Linked DNA regions of Mus musculus: region 2 is linked to region 1. The links are chromatin loops, found by intact Hi-C in ENCODE. Cell type or tissue: heart. All regions are shown on one strand. Each heading gives the region's core, and the rest is flanking DNA. Links, peaks and the distances in the headings are about the cores only. Region 1 overlaps Crb1 (crumbs family member 1, photoreceptor morphogenesis associated). Region 2 holds the start of Gm41960 (a long non-coding RNA gene).

Evidence for each region. Peaks named below come from ENCODE experiments on the same cell type or tissue, not always from the same donor. Only the 100,000 strongest peaks of a DNase experiment are listed, where the experiment ranks them.
Region 2: it touches region 1 in a loop (3-fold over the local background); 13 of 42 quality-filtered maps call a loop at or near these places.

The regions. Positions count from the first base shown.
Region 1 is chr1:139,262,726-139,273,465 of GRCm38, forward strand. All of the region lies in intron 5 of Crb1 (crumbs family member 1, photoreceptor morphogenesis associated), which reads right to left. Among named protein-coding and RNA genes, the nearest start is that of Gm41960, 100 kb to the left of the region's middle. In heart, for the core only: a CTCF peak has its summit at 5,309 (motif pointing left); no DNase peak of the experiment used is centred there.
Region 2 is chr1:139,161,852-139,172,591 of GRCm38, forward strand. Dennd1b (DENN/MADD domain containing 1B) reads left to right here. Exons shown (of 22, transcript NM_001166501.1): 20 at 5,820-5,905; 21 at 6,981-7,197; 22 at 7,905-10,740. The coding sequence ends at 8,447. Gm41960 (a long non-coding RNA gene) reads right to left here and starts at 5,821. Exons shown (of 2, transcript XR_878582.3): 1 at 5,109-5,821; 2 at 2,067-3,035. In heart, for the core only: no CTCF peak of the experiment used is centred there; no DNase peak of the experiment used is centred there.

The sequences.
Region 1 (10,740 bases), core at 949-8,948:
CTGCGGGAGGAAAGAAGACACTGGACATGATGAGGCACCATTCAAGCAAGCTCTGATGCAGCGCTGTACTAATCTACACTGGAGGTGTAAGTGTCATACAACCTGACTAAAACCTACGACCTGGGAGAAATGTGTACAATGCTTAGTGCAAGAGAATCCTCAGGCTAAATGTCCTCAGTGTTTTCCCCCTGGCTATAATGCAATTAATAGTTTAAAAATTATATCAATGTTTAAAAGCAAAATCAAAAATTGCCCCAGAGTTTAATCTAGAGAACAGAAGGACTAGAGAACAGAAATTAGACCTTAAAAGTTGAAATATTTCTGAGAGAAATGAAAAGGATTGAATAGAATTAATACTAAAAGATAATAGAATTGTATTTTCTTTCTGAATTAATTCATTGTGATCAGTTTAATTTGCACGCTTGTTTAAATCACTCCACAAAATAGAATAAAGCTCATAATTATGACAGTCATTCTTAAAAAGTGTAAAACCAAAAGTTTTGAAACATCTGTTCCCCAAGTGATGACTCCATTAACAAAGACTGTGCTGCCCACAGAGAGCTGAGAACTTAGGAAAAGCTTGGTGAGGTTTTTAACTTAAGGGTAGAAGACCCAAGATGATATGCTTTCACTTTCATTTTCATAATAAAAGAAACCGGTTAAATGTTTTTTTTTAAAGAACTTCCTTGTCAAAGTTATGTAAGTGGACTAATTCATGGAATATCAAGCATTAATAGAGATAAAAATCCACAAGCAGATAAAAAAAGATGTAGACCTAAAAATATAATCCAACAAGGCAGAGAACAAAAAGAATAAGCAAGGTTAAACTCACCAGCAATGGGCAGGGGCTTTAAAAATGTTTTGTAAGCACTGAGTTCAAAACTAGAAGAAGGTGGCAATATGTCTGGTAAACATAAAACTCTAGGATAGAAATGGTTATCTTAGGCAAAGTAGACAATGGAAAGTTTGGAATAAGAAGAAACTTATCTTGACAAAACTTCAAGATAAAGATAGGACTTTGATTGCTGACAATTGGATGGACCATAGCTTGAGGAAAATGAATACAATCCTTCCTGATAATAGTATATCCAAATTGAAGCTGTAAGGAAGAATATCTTTTGAGTGAATCAGAAGAGACAAATGTGTGTAACAGGCATTAGCTAAACTTTGACAGGCTTTGTTCAACTGAAAAATAAATTTCCTGGAGAATTCCTAATTACTAATCTGCTTTCTTGTGTGGATTCTAAATTCACAGTGCTGTGCAACATAAAAGCCACAGTTAGAAACTTGGATATTCTCTAAAGTAGACATAAAAGAAACCCAAAAACTCTGGGGAGAAATCTTTTAAGCCCAGGCAACAAATAGGTCCAACAAAAATTTCAAGGGATAAGAGATCACGCTAAAAATGAATCAATAAATAAGAAGCAAAGAATTGTGATTGTGAACTGAGAATAAGAGATGTAAAAATTTACAATGATAGTGGATTATTTAAGAAAACTGAAAATATAAATGGATCTTAAAATGGGAGAGGTCAAAGATTTTAAAATAATTAAAGGGGTAGAACCTTTTAGAAACATAACTGGCATAAGAATCCCACTGCGAATTAAATAATGGACTGGACACAGATCACAGTTACTGGAAGGGAGAATCTGACTTGAGCTCCATGTGTAGCAAGCAGAAACAGGAAGGAAATTGCAGCTCAGGATCACAGAAGATAAAGGACAAAGAGCATTGCCATCTAACCATCTACAAGAGCAGCCAATAAAAAAAGATAAAGGAGATTTTGAAAGATGAAATGGCCAAGAATTTCCCAATATTGATGAACATTTAAGTTTTAGACTTAGAGAACCTGATAGGCATAGTGACTATGATCTTTCCTAAGAAAAATTTAAACTTCTTAAGGAGAGAAAATGTAGTATTTTTTATTTAGACAGAAAAATTACTTACAATTATGCAGTAGAAAATGAGTTCATAATAGTAACATCTTGAAAGTTAGAAAATGAAGAAGAATATTTGAATACATACACATTTAATTAACAAAATGAATAGAGTAACATAACATACATGACTATTATTTATTAATTTTTATGTATATAAATTTAATATCCATATGTGTAAACTTAATAAAATGAATTAAACAAAGCATGTGTATTTATTTATAAATACTGTAAATACAATAAATTTCTACCAAAACATTTAAATGCAATGATTATAATTCTGAATATCAATGAAATATTAGGGGAAGGAGAAAATGAATCTCTTGTTCACTGTTGGTGAGAAAGTAAGTTGAATGGCTAATGTGGTAGTTCCCTGAAAAATTAAAAATAGAAGTGGGGGAGGTGGCTTAGTGGGTAAAATTCCTTGCCTCTCAAGTCTGGTGACCTTTCATCTGTCCCTGAAGCTCATGATAAAATGGAGAACCAAGTCCAAAAAGTTTTTCTGACCTTCACATGTATACTAAAGTGTACATGTGTGTATACACATATATACACACACACACACTTAATAATAAATGAAAAGCATGATTATCATATGTAAAGTTATGAGTGATATTTGAGTTTCTTCCTTGTTACTTGGTATCCAATTTTCAAACTTCCTGGGTTCTCCAAAGCTGTAATGTTTTGGAAGATAAAGGGTTGACTCGGAACTAGTAACTTTAGGATGGAGAAAGCTCACTAGAATGCTTAAGGTAGAACAGAATACGAAGGCACCCAGCTTGTGTTTACAGTTGATGACTTGTTTGCTGGTAAGGCAAAATGCCCACACCTTCCGGGGTCACATAGTTATCGTTTGCTGATCACTGTAGTATAGGAACAGAGAAAAGGTCTATTGTGGGTTTTTGTTTTGTTTTGTTTTTTGTTTTTTTCTTTTGTTTTTGTTTTTGTTTTTTCGAGACAGGGTTTCTCTTTATAGCTCTGGCTGTCCTGGAGCTCACTTTGTAGACCAGGCTGGCCTTGAACTGAGAAATCTGCCTGCCTCTGCCTTCCGAGTGCTGGGATTAAAGGCGTGTGCCACCACGCCTGGCTGTTTTTTTGTTTTTTGTTTTGCCTTAAAATCCAACAATCCCTCTTCTCTCTAGACAACGCAATGAGAAAAAGCATGGTTTTTAAGAGTTGGGAAGTTTGGGGTGTCACTCAATGGTTTAGTGCTTGCCTTTCAGTTTTGTGGAACAGAAGGAACAAAAGAGATGGGGAAGAGAGGTATTTTTTACATCAGGGTTAATGACTGCATCATCTGTAATAGGGAAAATATGGGAGCAATCCAAATGTCCACTGATGGATAGATAAATTTCATATATGTGTATGTGTGCATTCTAGCTAATATTAATCTTTAAAAAGGGACATTTTGTCACATAGTACAGTATGGATCAATCCTGATGCTATTATGCTAAAAGAAACAAAGCAGCCACACAATCAAATGATAAATACTATATGATTTCCCCTATATAAGGTCCATAAGTAACTTGGCAGAGCCAGAGGAGAATAGTGCTTTCCTGGAGATGAGGAAAGGGAGGAATGTGCAGACTCTCAGCTGTGCTAGATGAAGATCTTGGACGATTGGCCATACAATATGAGCAGGCCTAACGTTACTGAATGGTACAATTACTGGCTAAGAAGTTAAATCTTATATGTATTTAACAGGACAATTTAAAAAGATAAAAGATGAGAAAACCCATTTTCAAACATGCAACAGGTAATGCCTCAAAGTTGGATTATTCCTGAGCTATAAACACGATTTGCTACTAGATTTGACAATAGCACATATCAGTACATATAACAACAACAACGTAATCCTTTTAGTAGATGTTAAGAATCATTGACATGGAATTTGGTCCCATTTCTAGAAAACGAAATTCTCTCAAAATAAATAGTGGTCTCAATACTCAGCCTTCTTGATAGAGGGCATCTGTTTCTTTCCAATGTGTTCTTGCTGATGATGGGCAGGAACCTAACACGGGTTCTTTATCCTGACATGCAATCCCATTTACGTGCACCCTGAGAGCTGGTCAATTTTGTAAGTGTGTAATAAAACTGCTAACATGGAAAAAAGCTATCTGCACACTAAATGTAACATTAAAAGGTTTTCTGCAACATTAAAAGCTGAGTCACTTTCCTATTAGAATATTATTAGATCATTTTGCCCCTCTCACAAGGTAAGCACATGTGAAGATGAGAAAATGGAGTCTTGGTACAGTCAAGTCCATACATCTGCTAAGTGGTAGAACCCTCGCTGTGTTCTTTGTGGATTCCACCTTGGTCATGAGACATCAAGACGCTCCAAGCTTTTTTTTTTTTTTTTTAATTACGTATTTTCCTCAATTACATTTCCAATGCTAGCCCAAAAGTCCCCCATGCCCTCCCCCCCACTCCCCTACCCACCCATTCCCACTTTTTGGCCCTGGCATTCCCCTGTACTGGGGCATATAAAGTTTGCAAGTCCAATGGGCCTCTCTTTCCAGTGATGGCCGACTAGGCCATCTTTTGATACATAGGCAGCTAGAGTCAAGAGCTCCGGGGTACTGGTTAGTTCATAATGTTGTTGCACCTGCAGGGTTACAGATCTCTTTAGCTCCTTGGATACTTTCTCTAGCTCCTCCATTGGGAGCCCTGTGATCCATCCAATAGCTGACTGTGAGCATCCACTTATGTGTTTGCTAGGCTCCGGCCTAGTCTCACAAGAGACAGCAAGCTTTATCAAACTAGATATTATACTTCATAAAACAGTGTGGAGGATGTAAAAATAAATGGTTATAATATGCTATGTGATAAAAGCAGGAGGCTTTTCAGTTTCAACATGTGCATGTGTATGGGAATGGGAAAGATGCATGCAGAGAGAAATTAATAAAGACGGGGTGGGGGGCGGGGAGGGAGGAATGGAAGAAAGATACATTGCAATTCTGGGGCTCAAAACAGTATTACTTTTCTTTGTGCTTTCTGCAGTTTCTACATTTTCAACAGTGATATTTACTGTGTTTTATATAATAGTATAATGTATATTATATGTAAAATGTAAACACAGGGCTTCTTAGTCTCTGAGATAGAAAAGAAGTGAATGCCGGGTGTGTAGCTAAGAAATCTTGTATATGAAAATGGGCAGTGGTTTTATTGTCTTCATGGTTCACGCTTTGGAGTAAAAAGGCAGATTACACTCTGTAGATAACACTGAAATTTCAAAGGTTCAGGTGCTTGGGGGCTATGTTTTTGGGTATATCTTTGTTTATTTCTTCATTCTGAACATGTTTTTTTGCTTATGCTCAAATTCTCTTGACCCTTTATGAAGAGAAGGCTCCGAAGGATCTACCGCCATCTAGCGGTGATTCTAGTTACCTGCATAGCTTTTATTCCTTGCTTAGTAATTAGTCTACTGGATAGCAATAGCCGTTTGCTTATTTATTATGTAGCAGAAGTTTCACTGAACCGTCTGCTTTATTCACTTTATACTCATACATTGTAGACAAATTTTATCAGTTCACCATTTTTTTCCCATTTACTGGAACTAATAACATGTTTCTAACTAGTAAACCATGACAAAAGCAAGCAGACTCCACATCTGTGTTTGTGCCACACAGACCACAACTCCTGAGAATATGCTCTGATGACTTTTCTCACATTGCTTTTTTTGGAAAACATTTCTTAAGGAATTCAAACATTCCCTCAAACTCACCAAAGGGCTTTGAAGTGGAACTTGCTGGTGACACCTGCAGAGAATCCCACAGTCATGGCTACTCCTTTATCTCAGCTACTCAAATCATGGTGAGGTGGAGAACACAGCTAAGCCAAGTCCCACAGAAACTGTGAGAGAGACACTAACTGCCATTTTAAGCTGAAGTGTTTTGGGACACACTGTTATAAAGAATGTATACATAGAAGTAAGTATAAGAAAAATGGCATAGTAACCTCTATTCTACAGACCCATTAATAATCGAATCAAGCATATAGAGTGGTAGGCAGAAAGGTCAGAGTTTAAACTCAGATGTTTGTTTTCCAAAACTGTATTCTTACCATCTCTGCATGCCTTTCATCTTGCTTAAACATTTACCATGAGCCACAACTGAAAAAGCTCTAGGGCTACAAATAGAAAAGCAAATCAAAATGATTCTGAGATTCTACTGTGCACCCATCAGAATGGCTAAGATCAAAAACGCAAGGCACAGCACACGCTGGCGAGGCTGTGGAGCAAGGGAAATGCTCCTCTTCTACTGGTGGGAGTGCAAACTTATACAGCTATTCTGAAATTAATTTTGTGGTTTCTCAGAAAATTGGAAGTAGTTCTACCTCAAGACCCAGCTATACCACTCCCGGGCGTATACCCAAAAGATGCTCCAGCATCCCACAAGGCTGCTTGCTCACCTATGCTTATGATAGCCTTGTTCATAATAGCCAGAGACTGAGAATAACCCAGATGTCCCTCAACTGAAGAATGGATAAATAAAATGTGGTTCATTTACTAAATGGAACACTACTCAGCCATTAAAAACAAGGATATGAACTTCACAGGCAAATAGAAAATATCGTCCTGAGTGAGGTAACCCCCAAAGGACACGCTTTGTATGTACTCACGTATAAGTGAATATTAGCCATAAAACACAAGATGACCATATTATAATCAAATAGACCCAAGGAAGCCAAAAAACAAGGAGGGCCCAAAGATGGATGGTTGAATCTATTTCAGAAGGGGGAAAAATAGATATTGGAGGTCAATGGGAGGAGGGAACTGGTTAGGAGAGAAGATGGAGAGCAGAGCACAGCAGGGATGGCCTGGATCAGAAGTGGGGAAAGCAGTGGAGAGAGAAGGGAAAGCAGTGTTGGGAGTAGGGAGGAATCTCTAGGATATGTGGGAAACTGGGATTGGTAGGCGCCACAGAGGGTATTTGGGGGCAACTCTAGCTGAGACTCCTAGCAGTGGGGGGACATGGATCCGAAAGTGCCCACTTCCTCTAGCCAGACAGGACTCCCAATAGAGGGATTTGGAGAGTAAATCACCCACAAAACCTTTGACACAAAATGTGTCCTGCCTACAAGAAGGGAAGAGACAAAGACAGAGCAGAGAATGAGGGAATAGCTAACCAATAACTGCCCAAATTGAGACTCATTACATGGGCAAGAACCAAATTTCTGACACTATTAATGATATTATGTTATGCTTACATTCAGGAACTCAGCATAACTGTCCTCTGAGAGGCCCCACCCAGCAGCCAAGGGAAAGAGAGGCAGAGACCCACAGCCAAACATTAGATGGAGCTCCGGGAGTCTTGTGGAAAAGTTGGGGGAAGGATTGAAGGACCTGAAGGGGACAGAGACTGCACAGGAAGACCTTCAGAGTTAACTAATCTGGACCCTTGGGGGGTTCCCAGAGACTGAATCACCAAGCAAAGACAAGCACGAGCTGGACCTAGGACCCCTGCACATACGTAGCAGATGAGCAGCTTGGTCTTCATGTGGGTCCCCAACAACTAGAGCAGGGACCGACCGTCCCTGAGTCTATTGCCTGCCTGCCTGTGGATCCCGTAAAGGTCCCTCTTGTTTGGCCTCAGTGGAAGAGGATGTGCTTAGTCCTTCAGTGACTTAATGTGCGGGGTGTGTGTGTGTGTGTGTGTGTGTGTGTGTGTGTGTGTGTGCGTGTAGTGTTGGGGGCTAACACGCAGAGGGGAGCTCCCTCTTTGCAAAGGAAAAGATGAAAGTGGAATGGGGGAGGGATCTGCATCAGGGCGCACTGGGAGGTGAGGGGTGCTGATATTGGGATAAAAAGTGAATAAATAAATTTAATAAAAAAGCCTAATGGTTGTATGATATTTGAAAACTTGTTGGCTTGAGGTCCTAACATAGTAAGAGCCTTCAATGGAATAATGCATAATTATCAAGTATAATATATTGTTCAAGGTAAAGACATTATGGAAACTTAAAAGAATATAGAGTATATAACACTGATAATTTTCTCTACAATGTTGGTTTGAACATATATTTTATGGTCTTACCTCTTTTGTTTACATTTTTTTCCTTACAAGCTTTTTACTCCAGAACTTTTAAATATATTCAAAATCAACTAAAATCCAGACAATACTGGATCTCAAAGCTTAGAAAAATCATGTTAAAGGAAAACTTTGTCCATATAAATAGATTTTTATCATATGTTATCATATCTACTTTCTGCCATGTCCTGAAAGGATCTCCTTTACCAAAGGGTCAAAGCATAGTGGTTCTGCACACTGGCTCCTGGGTCAGTGTAGACCATCACCTGACACAGATGTGTATTGTCTTAGAATTGTGAAGACAAAAATTGACAACACAGAGGGGGTTCTACCACTTAGCAGATGTATGGACTTGGCTGTACCAAGACTCCATTTTCTCATGTTTTAAAATACATTAATGGACAATGATGAAATGAAAGAATGGTTTTACTAGATACTGTTACACTTGTTTTAAAATTATTTCAATGCTAGTTTTGTATTATTTTAGGTTTTTCTGTGTTCACTTTTAATAACATGTGGTCTTAATTTTATAAAATTATTTCAATAGGGTTAAATAATTTTCATACATAAAAATGACTACTTTTTATGCAAATGAACAAGCATTTAAGAATATATGTCAATGGTACTTGATGACTTTAGAATACTTACAATTCAAAGCAGATTTGACAGCATTTCTAAGAAAACACGGGTATATATTAATAATAATGTTTACCTTAATGATGATGCCATCAAAAAGAAAACATGATTCATAAGGCTTAAAATTAATTTCCAATTTCCCAAGGAGAAAGAAGCTGATGAGGATTTGAACTCAGTCTGTTACAGAAACATCTGGCTTGTTCCTTTGAGAGACTTTGCCTCACTGATGTCCTTTATCAAAGATCCTGAACAAATATAAGTAGATTTTAAAGGTCTATTTTACTTTGATACATAAAAATATTTATTATACACATGTAGATATTTAAAATACTTAGTATATAATCATCATCAGTTATTTGAACTAAAAGATCAGCATAAAGGCAAAGTTTTAAACATAAATTAAATTTATTTAATGGCCAAGCATGGAGGGTTATGCCTTAAATCACAGCACTTAAGAAAAAAAGATAAAAGAAACAAAGAAGTCAGATCAATAGCTAACTGTTAGGATAATTTGAGATCAATCAAAAGAAAACCTAAATGTAATCTGCTATATAATAACAGCCTTTATTACATATAAGGAATAAGTCCACAGAAAGACATTTCTAGGGCTTTTGGATATGCACCCAACAGCCTCTGGAGAGGGGCTAAAGTGACCTGGGGTAAACCAAGGAAGATTTTTAATTAGAACAGGATAAGTGACTCATTCATGGGAGGGTGAAGTGGATGTTAGTCCTACCAGTTCAGAATAAGATCTTGACCACATTTTTTGATCCAAATTTGAAGCAAGCTTTAATTAAAAACTGAGCAGGATGATGGACTTTGGCTAGGCCCATTCTATAGTTTACAGAAAATGGTAACGAGTCACATTTTGCAGAGGTTTATAAAGGCAAACCCATAAGGCATTGTATTTCCCATCAGGTCCAATGAAGAGCAAGCTGAAGTCTTCATTTTATCTCCAAAATAGGCCATTACTCTTATGCTGACTTGTTGAAGTCAAGATATATAACTGGCCACAATCTCTCATAGTTCATTCAGGAATTCTTCCCTTGCTCCCTGTACATATTCTCTTTTAAAAGCTCTTCCAAGGCCCTCACCTGATACCTAGTTTGGATTATTAACACTTCTCTATATTATCTCACAACCCGGTAACCTTCCTTCAGGTTCTGTTTTACAAATCTTGCTTCTAACTTATACTAAGTAAGCATTTTCAAATGCAGTATACATGTTTTAAAATCAATATTAGTTGGGTATCATGACACAGACCTGAAATTCCAGCAACTGGTAAGGTGAAGTAGGGAGGTTGAAAGTCTCAGGTCACCTTTGATGACATAGTTAATCCATGTCTAAAAAAATTGAATTAAATCAAAAATAAAACATTCAACTTTACCTTAAAAAATGAACAGTGAATGAGACATGTAGACTGAATATGGATTTCTAAGAACAGCAATATACAAGGGATCAGGGAGTCTCTGCAATGTGACAAGCAAGATACCAGTATTGTAGATGACAAGAAAAGAAAGTACTGGAGGGATAGTGTTATCAGTGGTGATAAATGTCATGACAACTCAAACTTAAGAACTGAAAAGATCTTTGCAATTAGAATGTCTCCTCTGATCTTGAAAAAGTCAGTTTTAATGGAATGCTGAAGACGGAAAATGAACCGTGATGAGGTAGACTGTCGGGCTGGAATGAGGATGAGTGTTGTAGAGGCAGCAGGGGTCCAGTTTGCTTCTATTCTCCTGAGTTAAGTGTGTTGCACATAAAATTTATTTCTGTTCAATATATACATGTAGACACTGTAAAGCTACTACAACCACAATTAAGATATGGAAAATTCCTTCTTCCTGTGTCCCGGGTTCTTTCATTCTCTTGGTCGTAAATGTAGGAGCTCATATCCCAGGTCACAGAAATCTTTCACTTCACTATTTCCAGGCTCTGATAATATATCTTTGCTGTTGCACATGTCAGAAGCTCAGATTTCTCATTGCTGAGAGTGCTTTGCTGTAAGAATGTGGAACGGTTTGCTCACTTGCATACTGAGGAAAACTCCTACCAGAGTTTTTGAATAAAGCAGTGATACTAGTGCACCTACAGGTTTGAGGCAAGCAGACTTTCATTGTTTTGAGTAAATATCT
Region 2 (10,740 bases), core at 1,481-9,480, 100 kb before region 1:
GGCTCCTCGGCTTTGGCCATTTTAGTCTGATGTGCTTCCCAGAAGGCATTGCAGGGAAGATAGCATTCAACTAGCCTGAATTGGCTTCTTGAGTTCTCCTCGGACATTCAGTTGTGTGGTTCTGTGACTTAGTCCTTTCCTGTGAGATGGTGTGTGTTTTCTTTTCTTTAAACAGTTCCTGTCTGCATCAGTCTTGTTTATCTCATTCAGTATCTACACAGGGTCAGGTCTAGGAAGAGAAAGAACCACTCACAGTTCCTTCCATACTGATAGACATTCTTTTTCAATAGCGTAGCATTTCCCCACCGTCCTATCGAGGAACCCTCAACCTTGTGGATTTTCACACACACTCAGTGTGCACTTTACATTTTCACGAAAGCTGACTTGTATTTTATAACTATACATGTTCAAATTTAGATTGAGATTTGTGATGTACAGTTCTAAGTCTCATTTTTAATTTTTTTTCTAAGTGATAGAAGCTTTGCTGCCTTATATTCTTTTTAAATATTTCTTTTCAATTTTTAATCATGTGTCTGTGTGCAGTAGTTTGTGTGAGGGTATGTAAATGAAATCAGAAGTATCAGTAGCGACTAGAATTAAAAGTAGTTGTAAGACACCCAATATTGGTACTGGGAAATGAACTCAAGTCCTCTGCCAAAACAATATATGCTCTTAACCACAAAGTGATGCAGCCCCTATTTTACCCCCCCAAGGTGTATCTTTCCTGTGTAATACCTCCATCCTAGAAGAAGTGGTAACTGCCCACCTGTATGTAACCCTGAGGTGTTTATTTCCTGTTTGCAATAGGTTTATTCCATAGAGGAAATATTTTTATTATTGTATTTGTACCATGAAAACAGTGAAATGCATAATAGTTGGTGTTTACTGCATGTTTGTGGAATGAAGAAGTGCTAAGAACTAAAAGAAAAGAGATGCACCCTTACCTTGAAGCTCCGACTTCAAGTAAGCTGCCAGAAGAAGACAGTTGAGCCCAGGGCCTCTGTGCTGCCCTCTGTCTGGGACTGTGAATCTGGTATTGGTTCTTCCCTGCCACCCTTGCCCACATTCTCACCCCCTCATTCTCCTGCTAAATCAATGGTGCCTCTAGGTAACACCAGGTTACGTAGTCCAGCTGACTTTTTAATAAGTGTGTGCCACCTAGTGATCAAAAGAATAACTGCAAATGTTGGTGGCCCCGAAAGTAGCATGAGTGCCATGATAACAAACGTCTCGTGTTCCCCTGACTACCCCAGTGGAGGGAAGCTGTATGTGTGCTTACTCCTTCTCACCATCTTCTTAACACATGGCCTTCCGGAGCCCAGGGAATAGAGAGTTCCTTTGGGCTCAATGATTGTTAGGTCAAATTCTTACGAAGTGCTCTCTCAGCAGGGATAGCTTAGTAGGAGCTAATTTGAGTCACACCTTTTGTGCTTGTTGGTGTGACTATTGGAGTTTGTTTAGTTTTTATTTACTAGACTAACATCCATAAGGACACAAAGCTCTGTTCTTGCTAGTTCTTGTGCCTCAGCACATAGCCTAATGCGTGGCACAAAAAGATGGCCCTCCATTCTTCTCTGAGGTTATGAATGGGCCTCAGGGCACAGAAGAGGCTGATATCAGCCGGTTAAATACTCAGCACAACTGCGCTGGATGGTCTTATGTCAGCTTGACACAAACTGAAGTCAGCAGGGAGGAGGGAGCCCGAAGTAAGAAAATGCACCCATGAGATCAGGCTGTAGGCAAGCTTGTAGGGCATTTTCATAGTTAGTGATTGACGGGGGAGGGCCTATCACATTGTGGGTGGTGTCATCTCTGGGCGGGTAGCCCTGGGTTCTATTAAAAAGCAGACTGAGCGTTCCATGAGGAGCAAGGCCGTAAAGCAGCAGCCCTTCCTGGCCTCTGCATCAGCTCCTGCCTCCAGCTTCCTGCTCTGTTTGAGTTCCTGTGCTGATTTCCTTCAGTGATGGATGGTGATATGGAAGTGTAGGCCAAATAAACCCTTTCATGCCCAACTTGCTTTGGTCACGATGTTTCATCACAGCAACCCTAAGACAAGAACCTACCTGCTATATATGCAAATATTTATTTCTTCAGGAAATATCAACTGCATGCTTTGGAGGAAGGATAAGCCTATATTAAAGAGTAAAATCATGTACATATTTTATTTAGGTTATTAAGTGTTGTTTTGCTTTCAGTTGCTGTGATAAACCAAAAGCAACTTGGGGAGCAAATGGTTTATCTCCACTTACAGGTAACAGTCCTCATAGTGGAAGCCAAGGCAGGAGCCTGGGGCGGGACCATGGAGGGATGCTGCTTACTGACTGGTTCCACGTCCACCTGCCCAGGGGTGACAGACCCACAATGGGCAGAGCCTCCTGCATCAATTAACAATTAAGAAATTTCCCCCTGAGACATGCCCACAGGCTAATGTGAAGAAGGCAGTTCTTCTGTCCCTCCTTCCCACATGTGTCAAGTTGACAGTCAAGGTTAGTCATCACATGAAGAGATGAGGGCACCAATGAGACAAGACAACAAACAATCCAGGGGACAGCACATAGACAGCAAGAAGCACGAGCGGCCCACAGTGCAGATGCCACCTGTAGCTCCAGTGTCTCCACTGGACGTAGGTTAACATCTACAAAAAAGGAAAATGATTATTAGTTCATTTTATGTGTTTCTAAAATTCTTTTGTGAATATCTTTCATAAAGTACACTAGTTAGTAGCATCTCTGTGAAAATTAATAGAGGCCTGGTAGGTAGGAAGTGTGAAATAACACTCAGATTTTCTGATGAAGTTCTTTTCATGACTTAAGTATTACGTAGATTGTACAGAGTTTGGGTGAAATACTGGAGAGCCCTGAGGCAGGCAGGCAGCTACAGGATGAAAGTGTCTTGGAGCAGCCAGGATCTGCAGCGCAACCGATGACAGCGCTTCCTCTGCTGTTGCTGTCCCTGTTCTGCATGCTGTATGTGACTTGGAGAAACTATCCAGCATCTCTGGTCGTACCTCAGCTTATTGTGGCGATCACTAGGCTCTGAAATGGTAAATGGAAAGAACCTAACCTTGTGTGTATGTGAGAGGCCTCTACAAAGAACTTAGCAAATATATTGCTATGTACTTACTGCTCAATATTCTTATCTTCGTAAATAGTGACGATATTAACAAATAGCAGCCAAGTTAAGCACATTTTACTTTCCTCGTAGTTTGCTTATTTTGTTTTAAATTTTAATTGTTTTATTAGAAAGTTGCATATGTAGAGTTCATTGTACTGACAGTGCAGTATTGTATTAATTTGTTTTTGTTGTTGTTTTTGTTGTTATTGTTGTTGTTGTTTTGGGAAAGAGAGTAAGATTAATTTTCCCTCCCAGAACGAATGTTGTGGTCGATAGTTTCGTTCCTAGATAATTCTGAGAACTTTTGTCCAACTGAAGAAACTTCAGTTTATGTGGCAAACTGACATGGTCTTAGCCCCTCAGTACTTCCTCATCCTCAGACTCCTGGGGGACTCGCTACACAATTCAGTCACAGGTCACAGTGTTTATCCTGTGTGTCTGTCCCTCGTTGCTTCACCTTAGGAGCATTGGCACCAAGGAGTGAGCAGGTGGGGCTCTCTAGAGATCCCAGAGACTTATTTATTCTGTAGTGCAGCCCAGGGAGACATCTGTGGGCTTGGAGACAAGCAGGTCCTCCTTTAGGGGATGTGGCCAAGGGCAAAGCCAAGGCTAAAGTTCCCCACCCAGAAGGATGGTATACGATTTTGAGCACCATGACAACAAGTTTTCACCTCTGAATGCCATTACCCACTTGAAAAACCCAAAGCCCTTTTCTGAGGTTATGTCCGAGAAGACATGGGCCTGCTTCCATGGGTAAAAGGATGATGATGTAAAAATTATAACCTTATTTTTGAAGCACTGGACCATGTATAATAATAAAGAGAACATTTTAGAAATCTTCAGATATTCTTTATATAGCTTTAGCTATAGCAGTGATGAGCTCAAGGCCAGTCACCAATACCGGATTATTTTTAAGGAAAAACCTAACCATGAATCTTTTAACCTATGCCTTTCTTAAGATGTGTGTCTTGAAGATAAGTGCTTTTAAGCCAAAGTTCAACAATGGGGTATTTTGAACACTAATAATAACTGGTGGTTTAAAATGTACTAAATATATATAAGCCATGACAATATTAAAAATAACCTCATCTTGTCATCAATTTAGAGACTGCTGGGGCAGTGGCTCATTACTCTTGGAAATAAAAGAGCACACCAACAACTTCTATGCTCTTTTTGTTCTGTATTATATCTTAATATAGTGCTAAATAGTAAAGGGTTTTTTATATTTATATTTATATTTTTTTAATAAAATTTTAAAAATATAAAAGGAATACTCTATAAAATAACTCTAATAAAAAATGGACCTCCCAGTGGTCATGACAGGTGAATGGAACCAAGTGAGTGGCTAGGCAAGCCACACCCAGAGCCATGTTAACAAAATTGAACATCACATGCCTACCACTGTGTACTATAAGACTGCACATTGCCACCGTGGCTTGTGCTCGCCAGAAACAGGCATCAGTCAGCTGAAAATGGAGTCTGGACCGCCACATAAACTGCCAGTTTTCAGGAAATGAGGGTGGGCTACCATGTTTCAGTCATGGCTGGTGCAAAGGAAAGGGGACACTGAAGGAGACTGGGGACATGGCACTACAGGCAGCACTGACCTGTGTAATTCTGACCCACAAATTAAATGTATGGAGATAGTCTATATGGTGTAAAAGATTAAAGGTAACTTCATTTGTAGATGTCACAATTTTTAAATTGTGTTAAAAAGACATCTTGGAGCTAGGAAGATGCTTCAGCAGCTAAAAGCTCTTCGTGGATGGCTCAGGTTTGGATCTCCAAAACTTCAAGGAAGCTCACAACAGTCTGTAACTCTAGTTCCAGGGATCTGACACCCTCCTCTGGCCTCTGCAGGCACCAGGCATGCAGCAGTACACATACATACATACTTACATACATACATACATACATACATACATACATACATACATACACTCATACACATAAGACAAAATAAATCTTTAAAAACAAATATTTGTTAAAAATACCTAGGGCTGGCAAGACAGCTGAGCAGGTAAAGGTAGTTGCTGCCAAGGCTGATGATCTGAGTTCAGTTCCAAGGACCGTCATAGTAGAAGGACAGAACCAACTCCCGCAGGTTGTCATCTGATTTCCACATGTTTACTGTGGAATGCATGTGCATAATAACAGATCAGCCAATCAACATGAACATTTTACATTTTAGAACGTCTAATGAATGCATAATATAGCATTTTCAGGTACAAATGATAAATCGTTATTTGAAGATCTTGCTCTTGAGAGTGAATTCCTCGGATCGAGCACTGAGACCATCTGAAAATGTCACAAATGCAGGAACTTGGGCCCCAACACTCCAGAAGCTCTGGAGATCCAGAGTCTGCATCTTTGCAACATTATAAACCACGTAGGAGATGTGATGGACAACTCTCGATGGTTCTTTTAAAAATGTGATAGTTGCCTTGTGGATGCATGGTGTGACTGTTCACCTATATATCTATTTCCAGCTACTACTGGAGAAGCTAGGAAGTGTTGATTCTTTTTAAAATGCTGCTTTGTTCTTTTTCTCCTTGTTCTAATTTGTCAGGTTATTGGATGACATTCAAAGCTTTGAAAACATATGTCTAAGTATTTGTTATAAAAAATTACATTGTTCCTTTAAAATTATTAAAGAGACATATTTCAAATCAGTAACTCAACTTATTGTCAACTTTTCTCTCCAGACACACTTGAAAAGGCCTCATAAGAGCCTAGATGGTACCCTGTATGATGATGATGATGATGACGATGACATTGAACGGGCAAGCAAGTGAGTCCAGCACTGCGGGACCCTGTGCAGTGGCATGGTCTTTAGGCACTAGTAAAGTTCATGTTTGCTCCCTCTCAATGTTCACCAACAAACAGAAATGGCACTCCTTTCACCGCCGTGAGGAATGAGGCTTAGGACAGGGGCAGGGCATGATAGACTTGAAATGTCGTGTTCTTGGGAAGCAGAGTTATATTCAGAGGTGTCCAAGGAGTGGGAAAGATGACAGATGAACACTAGGTCAGGTTGTCACCCCACACTGAGAGGGACAGGTGACATGGGGACAGTGGTAACAGTCCAGTGAGCCAGGGGAGGGCTTAAGGTGAAGGCACCATCACAGGAAGGAAGGAGGTTTAGAACTGTTTCTTGATACAAAGAATGGAGAATTGTATAAACTTCATTTTTTTAAGCAATTTTAAGATACATAGTAATAAAATGGACATCCTACATATGAAATAAACCTGTCTACATAGGAGAATATTTATTCTTCTCCAAAACAAATAAGAAAAGGACAACCATATAGAATATGAATGCTGCAAATATTCTAAGTGTTCAATCTAACGTTTCTAGGAAATCCCCAAATCCTATAGCGTGAGACAGATGGAGCCGGCTTCAGATTACTGAGCCATGACATTGTGTTTATTGCTCTAATGTGTGTACTTAAGTCTTTTAGTATTTGAAGTGGATGTATGCATAACTGTGGAGACTTTGACTAATTTTTATTTCTCTCCTTTGTCCCTGCCTGTCCTTCAACCCTCTCTTTCCTCTTTCTCATTTCTTCCTTTTCTCCCAGTCTTGTGTCTCCCTCTCTTTTCCTCCCCTTTTCCTTCCTCTAAACCTCCCTCCCTCCTTTCCTCCTCTTAACCCTTCCCTCTCCTTTCCCTGGTTTCTTTCTGGAACCCAGACTAGCCTCACACGTGCAATCCTCCTGCCTCAGCCTCCAGGCTGCTGGGATTAAAAGTCAACATCACCCTCACCTCCAGTTGTGACCTTGTTGTTGTTTTGCTGGCGTTTGTTGTTTAGCAAGTGAGTTGAGACTCCGCCTGTGCCGACTGCCCTACCTTGTGTCTCCTTTCAGGATATCTTCTGAAGACGGGGAAGAAACCCGTGCTTATTTCTACGAAAGCGATGACTCCGTTGAAGCCCAGGTGAAGGCTCCTTACTCAGGGGAGATGGACTTACTGGGTGAGATCCTGGACACGCTGAGCACGCACAGCTCTGATCAAGGAAAGCTGGCGCCTGCCAAGAGCCTGGATTTCTTCAGATCCATGGATGACATTGATTACAAGCCTACGGTTAGTTGAGACACAGAATTAAATGGAAACCCTCTTGCCCTTGCTATGGTTGCCCAATCAGATAAGTAAACTTAGTTTATAGAAGCATTTTTACCTCTAGGTAAGTACAGAAACGTCAAACTGTGGTAAAAAGTGTACATCGTACATCGTACGGATTACTTCTGCAGCTCACACTGCTGCTGCAGTCACTGCTCTGGTGCTACCCAGTGATGCCCCTTTCTGGGCATAGTGACGTCTAGTTTAGCATTCACCCTTGTGAAAACATTTTTATGTGAAACATTCCTATTTTTATAAAAACTCCTGAGCTTTAAAAAAACACTGTAATTAATATGTCTTAAAAATATTTTTTCTATTTTCTTGTTTGAAAAGTGAACAGTTTTAAATGAACTAAAGTGCTTCAAAATAAACCTTTATGTGCAGTGGGACCCCATTCTGACTGGAGAACAGGACGTTCTATGTGGATTTGACTGTGACAGGTGACAATCTAAACACATTGAAACCAGAGTTTGTGGAGTCCCCACCCGACACCCATCATTCCTCTTCATGGGGCAGGCAGGAACTGTCAGGATTCAGTCAGTGCTCCCCTACCCCTGGGGTGGGGCTCAGGCCCCTGCTGAAGCATGGTGACCTTGCTTGCAAAGCAGACACCACTAAAGAATCACTGCCATTTTATTGTAAGTATTCTGAAGTTGTAATTCCCTTCCCAGAACAAGTCCAACGCTCCCAGTGAGAATAACCTGGCCCTGCTGTGTGCTTCTGGAGACCAGGGAGAGTGGAATCTCGGGCAGGACGACAGCGCCCTCCATGGCAGGCAACTCCCTCCATCCCCAAGGAAACGCGTTTCCTCTGGTGGGCTGACAGAGTCTCTGTTTATCCTGAAAGAGGAGAGCAGGGAGAAGCCCCTCTGTGCTGACAGCGTAAGTGGCCCTACTGTGGTGGGAAAGCCAGCTCCGACTTCAGGACTGCGTTCCCAGCCTGCTGCTCCTGAAGCTTCCCAAACAGAGAGAGGAAGAGCAGAAGTGAAGCAAACACCAGGTCAGGCTCCACTTCAGTCAGAGGATCTGTCGGTGCCCGGCCCCGGGAGCCGCCAGTCGACTTTTGTTCCCTGGGAGAAGGCTGGCAAAGAGGACACGAAGCCTTCAAAGGATGTCGGACTTCTCCAAGAAGTAGTGTCATTGTGTCACATGTCATGTGACTTCCAACAAGATTTAAACATTTCAGAAGAAAGCAGAAGTGGAAACCAAACTTAGGTACCAGTAGTGGGTCAGTTGCTTGCCTCTTGGCTTCTCCGGAGGCATGTGGAATTCCTTCCCTGAGATGGGAACAGTAGAGTCACTGATAGGAATGGCGACCCCTACTGCAGTCTAGTTGGTTTCCCTGTCTGTTCATCTCATGGATCTGTATTACCTGTTGGTTTCCCAGCGTAAAACGAATTCTGCTGTGCTGTTAAATCAGGTACTAACTTGTACATAGGCTGAAAGTGTGTTTTGAATTTAAGCTTTCCCAGTATTTGGTGCTTAATGCTGTTTGTTTTATTTAAACTAAGTGTGCGTATATAACCCCACATATCGCCAGTAGTTACTGTACTAACCTGGCTGAGCATGAACTGATCAAGATGTCAAAACTGATGGAAAATAGCCTGACACTGATGAAACTGTTAACCCACTAATTGCCTTAATCTTCCAGTTATGCTAAACATACAGATGACGCGTGATGCAAAGCTTGAAAGAGGAGTTATCTTGTCCTGCAGAGCAGTGATGCCTTTTTCTACCATGAACTAAGCTCACCATTCTTTTCCAGTTTCAATGCACTCTAGCAGAAATAATTTGCTTTTTATGAAGACATGTAGCCATGTTTTCCAAGCAACGTGAATGTGTATATTTACCTTTCAGTGAACTATATTAAGTGCTGACTTACAATGTGAAGTTAAAAGCTTCTGCTTACAAAGAAGCCCCTCAATGGTCGATCTCATGTATGTGTTAACCATGGTTCACCGCCCGAAAGCCAAATGCCCTGCAGAGTCCAGATAGGCTGTTGTCCTCTTCTCTTAACTGACGTGCTGTGAAGATGCTCATAGCCTTACCTTGTGTTTGCTTTTTTAAAGAATTAACTTTGTATTTTAAATGTTCTTCTAGATTTGTAGAAAAAATGCAAAGATGGTACTGAGTTGCTCTCTGCCCTGGACCCTGTCTCTGCTGTTGTTAGCATCCTATGTTAGTGTGCTGCATTTGCCCTATCATTGACTCGCTGTGTGGTAGTCAGAGCTCTGACTGTTCCCTGCTGTCCCCTTTCTGTTCCCTTATCGCCTCAGCGTTCTAGAGTATGTTCTACGATCATGTCTTCTGAGGTTCCTCCTCACCCTGGGACTTCACTTTCTTAGTTTGATGGCTTTGAAGTTATCAGGAATATTGTTCAGATGTCCAGCTCCTGTACTGTATATAGTATTTTTCTCCTTATTACACCGAGGTTATCCAGCTTTGAGGGAGGAGATCACAGAAGAAAAGTGCCGTTTTCAGCATCTGAAGGGGTGTGCTGCAAGCATATGCCATGTTGTGTTGACTTTGAACACCTGCTGGGGTTCTCTATTCTGAGTGTGTCCCCTGCAGGCAAGCAGGAGGGGTGCAGGCAAAGAAGAGAGGAAGGGCAGGCACAATAGAATTATTTAGGGCAGAGAAGTATCAAAATGCATCCTTTGTGATTCTCCGTGGATCCTGCCTCCCTCATGATTACTCTAGCTTTGGAGCACACCTGAGAGCACATGCAGATCCCTAGATGTGCAGGTAGTGTGTTTGAACACGCCATGGTTCTAGTCTATACATCCTCAAGTGTGATGATTACTTTTCAAAAATTGTCTTTTTTTAGTGAAAAAAAAAAGTTTGCAAAACCATTGAAGAATTCCAGTAAGGCCATACTCTAAAGTATTTACTTAAAGAATATAATTTTAGCTAGAATTTTAGGAGGTTTATTTAACATAGTCCTTAAAATATTTACACAGGTCTTTTTTTTTTTTTTTTTTGGTATTAAGTGCTTTATTCAGTCAGCTATGTCACTAGACCATGAATACACTTTCTTAAAACTGAAAAATTAAAAGTTAAACAGTATAAGCTAGTACAGTTGTTCCTGGTTGCCTTCCAGAAGTTAAAGGTAACTGCATTGCTGAAGATATCATGGACTTCAAACCCAGGACTGTGTTCTGGCCTAAAAGCCTCTTCCCTGGGGACTAGCTTTCATAATACTGTAAGAAACTATAAAAACTTCTCAGAGATGGAAGCATCCACTACTACACTGTTTGACACACACAGGTCATTTTTTAAAACTGCATTCCAAAATATAACTAGGTAGTTTTACTTGAGGTAATGGTTCCCTCTTTTGTAGTGGATGGTGGAGCCTGTCCTTCTGAGGATGGGCTCACTATAGAAGGGAAGATTTAATCCTTGTCTTCACACAATAATAATATGCAAGGTTGTGAGATTGTGCCTGTATGTGTTGTTCATTAGTCCCAGTTTACTGAAACAACAGGAGAGTACACATGGAAGAGCTGAT